2 separate regions of the Homo sapiens genome follow, and region 2 is linked to region 1. A link is an interaction called in ENCODE POLR2A ChIA-PET data of the cell type or tissue named here. Cell type or tissue: Caco-2. All regions are shown on one strand. Each heading gives the region's core, and the rest is flanking DNA. Links, peaks and the distances in the headings are about the cores only.

What was found. ChIA-PET counts read pairs that join two places held together with the same protein. Peaks named below come from ENCODE experiments on the same cell type or tissue, not always from the same donor. Only the 100,000 strongest peaks of a DNase experiment are listed, where the experiment ranks them.
Region 2: POLR2A ChIA-PET joins it to region 1 with 12 read pairs; 6 of 35 experiments call an interaction of 5 or more read pairs at or near these places.

The regions. Positions count from the first base shown.
Region 1 is chr6:41,423,166-41,426,072 of GRCh38, reverse strand. No RefSeq gene overlaps it. Among named protein-coding and RNA genes, the nearest start is that of LINC01276, 78 kb to the left of the region's middle. RefSeq lists an enhancer at 1,499-1,718. In Caco-2, for the core only: a CTCF peak has its summit at 1,368 (motif pointing left); a DNase peak (open chromatin) is centred at 1,412.
Region 2 is chr6:41,577,283-41,580,189 of GRCh38, reverse strand. It overlaps FOXP4 (forkhead box P4), which reads right to left. Exons shown (of 17, transcript NM_001012426.2): 3 at 2,109-2,204. Among named protein-coding and RNA genes, the nearest start is that of MIR4641, 20 kb to the left of the region's middle. RefSeq lists enhancers at 567-1,189, 1,190-1,813. In Caco-2, for the core only: no CTCF peak of the experiment used is centred there; DNase peaks (open chromatin) are centred at 960 and 1,399.

The DNA.
Region 1 (2,907 bases), core at 311-2,810:
CAGAATTTGCTACTCTTCACCACCTCCTCACTGAGCTCACTGTTCCAAGCCACCATCGTCTCCTGCTAGAGTAGTGCAACACCTCCTAGCTTGTCTCTCTGCCTCCCTTCTCCCTCTTAGTCTGTTCTCAACAGAGTAGCCAGGGTTGTCCCTTTAAAACTAAAGTCAGATCATGTCCCTATTCTGCTCAAAACCTCCAATAGCAGTATATCTCACTCAGAGAAAATGTTCCTTACAAAACCCTAGTGATCTGATCACCCCTCTGCCCCTTCTTGTCACCCTTCACCTCCTCCTCATCACTCTACTCCAGCCATACCTGCCTCCTAGATGTTCCCTGGGCAGGACAGCACACTCCTGCCTCAGGACCTTTGCACTTGCTGTTCCCTCCAGATTCCTACAATGGTCTCCTCTCTGCTGAGGCTTTCTCTGACCAATGTCCCACCCCAATGCACACACCAGGCTCTCCACCTCCCTTGCCCTGCTCTGTTTTTCTTAGTTGCGCTTGTCATCATCTAACCTGCTGCATATTTACCTGATGATTTGTGTATCTCCTTCTGTTAGATTGGAGGTGCTGTGAAGACAGAGGCTTACAAAAAGTCTCAGCCCTTAGAACAGGGCTTCACACAAATAGGCACTCAGTAAGTATTTGTTGTAGGAATGAGCTAGTCACTTTCCCTTCCTGAGCCTTACTTTCCTCACCTGTGCAAGTGAATTGGACCCATTGAAAGTCCCCCTCAGCTTTGAGTCTCATGGTAAGGGATGAACATTGTGAGAAGGTGAGAGGGAGAGGTAGACAATGGCACAAAGCTGTCAGTTAGCTCTGTGTTGGAGTGGAGCAATGCATGGCAGAGAAGGCTTACTCCAGGGAGGCCCAGAGGGCCCACATATTCATTCGTTCATTCATTCATACATTCATTCATTCTTCACTCATTCAAGAAGTGTCCCTCAAGATCCCTGGTGTGCTCAGCCTGGGGCAAATCCATGGGGGGCGGGGGGCGGGGACATGTAGAGTAAGACCTGGGCCATCAACAGCTCTGCCCCATGTTGGCTGTGTGTCCCTAGGTGAGCCTAGGATCTCTCAGAGACTAGGCTGTCTCACCTGTAAAGGTCATAGATAATTTCACCTGCCCTACAGGACTCACGAATTAGACTGAGTGTCAAATGAGATAATCCCACCATACATACTTAAAGTGTATGACTGAGAAACAAGAATGAACATATACATCAAGATCACAGTCCTTTGAGAACTTAGAGTATGGTCTTTGTAGCTTAGAGCCCTCTCCCTCCTATTTTCGCCTGGCTGTTGATGGGGTCCCTTGGGACTGACTGAATTTTATTTTTCCCCAGCCTTATACTTGAAATTGGCTTCCTTTCTGACCCCAGGCATCCAAATGAAGGCTCCCCCTCGTGGCATTTCCTGGAATAACAGGTCTCTGCACCTACTGAGCCTAGAGATGGTCAGCTAAACAGCACAGAAAGGAAGCAGGAAGAGGCCAGAAGAGAGAGAGTCTGAAGACTTAGGAAAGGGGCAGAGCAAACCTGCAAAGAAATGCTAGACTGGGAGGGACCTGGGACTGCCTCCTCACACCCCGTTTTACAGATGAGAAGCTGAGGTTCAGGGAAAGGGAGGTTAGAGGCAGGACTGTAACTCAGGAATCTACACACTCCTGTGCTGGTTTCTTTACCCCAAGTACCATAGGCATTTATACAAGTCAATGAGCAAACAGTATAGATGACAAATTCCCTCTACATCTGGCAGCATCCCCTGAGGGCCTCTGACTATGCAGTATTTTCTCCCAGGACGAAGATTCCCAAATGTCAAAGACAGCATCCGGAGAGGCTGGTATAACTTCAGATCTAACCTATTTCAGAGGCAGAGGTTAAAGATAGACAATTCACCTGGATTTTTCTCTTCTTACTGGGGTATGGGTGCAGGGGTGAGGGTGGGCACACAACTAAATCCAGTCCTACTTAGAGATCCAAAATGACCAACTCAATCAGAGGGATGCGTGTGTGTGTGTGTGTGTGTGTGTGTGTGTGTGTATGTGGTGTTACAATTGCAAGTAAGAGTGCCTTATAAAGTTTCTTTTTTTCACCTGCATCTTATAATTTACTCCTCACTGCTAGTATTAGCCATTTCAGAGATGACAACAATGAGCTACCAAAGGACCAAGTGATTTGCTCAAGATCAGAAAGAATATTAGGGAAAGACCAATGTAGTGCATACAGAAGGCACTCAATATGTACTCAATCACCTATCCATAAGACTTCTTTGTTTTATTGAGTTGACTTTGGGAGGAACTCTTCCCAATCTGAGGTTGCTTCCCACTGTGCGGGAGATTCATCCTGCCTTCCTTGGATCCTGGCAGCCTGGAGGGGCCTCTGGCTCTCTATTTAAGGCAAGCGGGGAAGTCGGGCATGACCACAAAGAATGTAGCAGCAGAAGAGGGTGCAATGATGGGGTGGGCAGGGGAAGAGACTACTTGCCTCAGTTGAGCTGAGGGGCTTCCAAATAGCCTCCACTGGCTGGCTGATGGGAGGCCTGGTCTTCTGATCACCCTGGGGAGCTTGGGACCACTATGAAAATACGCTGATGTTGTCTAGGAGCCAGGAGTAAATCTTATTGTCCTATCCCCTTGATATATCAGCAGGGTGCTCAGTAGGTGGAGGAAATCCTGGAACTGGGTTCTGGTGCTTAGGTTCAAGTGCTTAACTTCAAGTGTGACCCTGCAGTTGTTGTAGAGCAGTGGTTGGGAACACAGGCTCTGGAGCCAGGCTACCTGGGCTCATGTGCCAGCTTCCCACTTAATATATCTGTGACCTTGACTGCACCTCTTGGAGCCTCAGTTTTCTTATCAGTAAAATGGGGAATCATAGTACCTACTCAAAGGATTTTTGGATGCATTA
Region 2 (2,907 bases), core at 276-2,775, 150 kb before region 1:
CATGCCTGTAATCCCAGCTACTTGGGAGACTGAGGCAGGAAAACTGCTTGAACCCGGGAGGCAGAGGTTGTGGTGAGCTGAAATCACGGCATTGCACTCCAGCCTGGGCAACAAGAGACTCCATCTCAAAAAAAAAAAAAAAAAAGTGTGAGTTCTGGAGCTATTGGGTTCAAATCCTCACTCTGTCTTTTATTTGTTGTATAACTTTGGACAACTTTCTTAACCTCTCTGGGCCTCAGTTTCCTCATCTGCAAGATGGGGCTAGAATAGCACCTCTCCCATAGGACTGTGAGGATAAATGAGATAGCTGTAAAGCGCTTAGTGTCTACACTTCATGGTAAGCACTCTGTATATGTCAGTTGTTAGTTTGGGATGTACTCAGTAAGTATTTGTTGAATGAATGAATGAATCAATCAATGAATTTTTGGAAGTAATGAGACAAGGAGAGAGAAGGCCTGAGAAAAACATCATTTTATCTGTCTTTCTGACTCTGAAACCTCTAGGCCTCTCTTATTTTGGAGGGAGGGAGTTTCCTAAGGAAGATTCCATAGTCTCCCTTCAGCTCTCAATTATTTCAGATCTGTGACCCTTAATCCCCAGCTGAGCAGTCCTTCTAGATGTCTTACCCCAGTCCCTCCCACTACCATCAAGCTCCTACCCTCCTACCCCTGGGTCAGCAGCCCCTTTCTGGTTTGGGGGAACGTTTGCTGTTGTCCAGCCTACTCCTTCCTGTTCTAAGCTGGGTCCAGGGCGGGCAGGATTCAGAGTGGAAGCCCAAGGACCACTTCAAACCCTGGGATTGTATGTGGGGATCATTAATTTAAAGAGGCCCAATCCTGACCAGCATGGGTATGAGAACCTTTTAGATCTCATTCTGATGAGATCTTTCTCTTCCTCTCTTTATTGACTTTCCAGATTGTGTCTTCCCCTCCTCCACCCCAGGCCACGCCCTGATCTTTGCCCAGCTCCTCCCCTTTGAGGGTTGTCTCCTTAGGGTCAAGAATTTTAAGAGGGTTACTGTTAAGGCTGCACATCTGTTGGGCACCTTGAACTTTTTCCAAACATAAACTTGTTTTACATAAAACTCAGACTTTGTCAGAGCACTGGAATCTCCACCCAGGACAAAGCCTGGTCCTGGGTCCTTCTCTGAGCACCCTGCACCCACCCCACCCTCCTCTTCACTTCCCTCAGCACCCAGCCCCAGACTCCAGAGCACCTCCAGCTCAGAACCAACCATACTCACCCTTCTTCCCTTAGATAAACTTCCTTTCAAAGCCTGGCTTAATCCCTTCCCCAATTCTGAGCCTCCCTCTGCTGGGGGAGGGGTGGGGGGAGCATGGATCCCGGGCTGCTGGGCAGAGGGGGAGGGGAGTGGCTGCCCGAGTAGTGACCCAACCCGGACTCAGACTGCAATTCTCCCAAGTTCTTTGTGACACAAAAGGTAAACAGAAGGCCTGGCTCCCCCACCCCCCGCCCACCCCCCACAGATCTCCCCTCCCCCAGCCAGCCAGATGGGCTGGCAAGCTGGAGGGAAGGGAGAAGGGGAAAAAAGGGCAGATTGTGCAAAGGAAAACAAAAGAGACAGAGAGACATCAAGAGACAGGAAGCATGGAGAGACTGCGAGAGAGCTGGTGGATGAGGGATAAGGGGGGAGGATAAGAGAAGGGGGGACTTGGTGACGTGACTGCAGCAACAGAGATGGCCTGGGAGGGGCTGAGCCCCAGACACAGGAACACAGAGGGACAGAGGGAGTGACCGACAGGGACGCAGAAACATGAGAAGTGACCAAGAGAGACCCTGAAGGGAAGAGGCAGGGGAGAACAAACAGTGAGAGAGGTACAAAGAGACAGGGAGAGCTGCAGACAAACTTTGAGTGACAGGGACAAAGAGGCTAAGCTAGCGGAAGGTCTGGCTGATCAGGTGGAGACGAGAGAAAGTGGGAAGCCTTTTTGCCCCACCCCTGCAGTGACTGTATTTCCTTTGAAAAGTTGCCCACTTTTTGGTGTTGGAACTGGCAAGAGCAGTTCTCCAACGGGTCCTTGCCCTCCCTCTGTGCCAGGCCCACACTCCAGCCCAACCCAGAGCCAGCGGGGTGCTCTCTTCCTCACCTGCACAGCAGAGGCAGACTGTTTGCTGTCATTGTTCCCTGGGGAGCTCAGGCCTGAGGCCTGCTGCAGCAGGAACTGCCGGGCCACTTGGAGAGCCTGCAAGACAGGGGCTGAGTCAGCAATGGCCTGGGAGGCTGGGTGGGATCCAGGGATTAGGGAGTGTTTGGGGCAGTAAGGAGAAGGAGATCAGGGTAAGGTGGAAGGTCTTGGGGGTGAGAGGGTCATGGGTCCATAAGGGCTTGGGGTAAGGGTAGTAGAAGTCACTGAGAAGAGCTGTTGGGGTTCAGGGATCAGAGCCTCTACAGACTCAGCCTGGGACCCAGTGAAGTTTTGTTAGGACTCAATGGGGACAGCAAATGGAAGGGCCCATGGTCAAAAAGGGACTCTTAGAGGAAAATAAAGGGGGTTGACTCAGGGCATTAGTAAATCAGTACTATTTGTTGAGCATCTACTATGGGTCAGGCACTGTACAGGCAAGAGCTTATTTAATCTTCCTCTGTAAGGCTGTAAGGTAGGGATTATTGCCCCATTTTGCAGATGAGGAAACGGAGTCTCCAGGAGGTTAAGTAACTTACCCAGGATCATACAGCTAGGCGGCATCAGAGCCAAGATTTGAGCCCAGGAAGCCTGGCTCCAAGGCCAACTGCCTTACTGGGTGGTCAGTCTGGGGGCTAAAAAGTAGCATTCACTGTGGAGCCAGAGCACACAGTTGGGAGGATGAGGGAAGAGCCCTGGGGTCAGTGGCACAAGGTCTGAGTACCGTGTGACTTTCTGAGTTCAAGGATTGTACATGCATGCT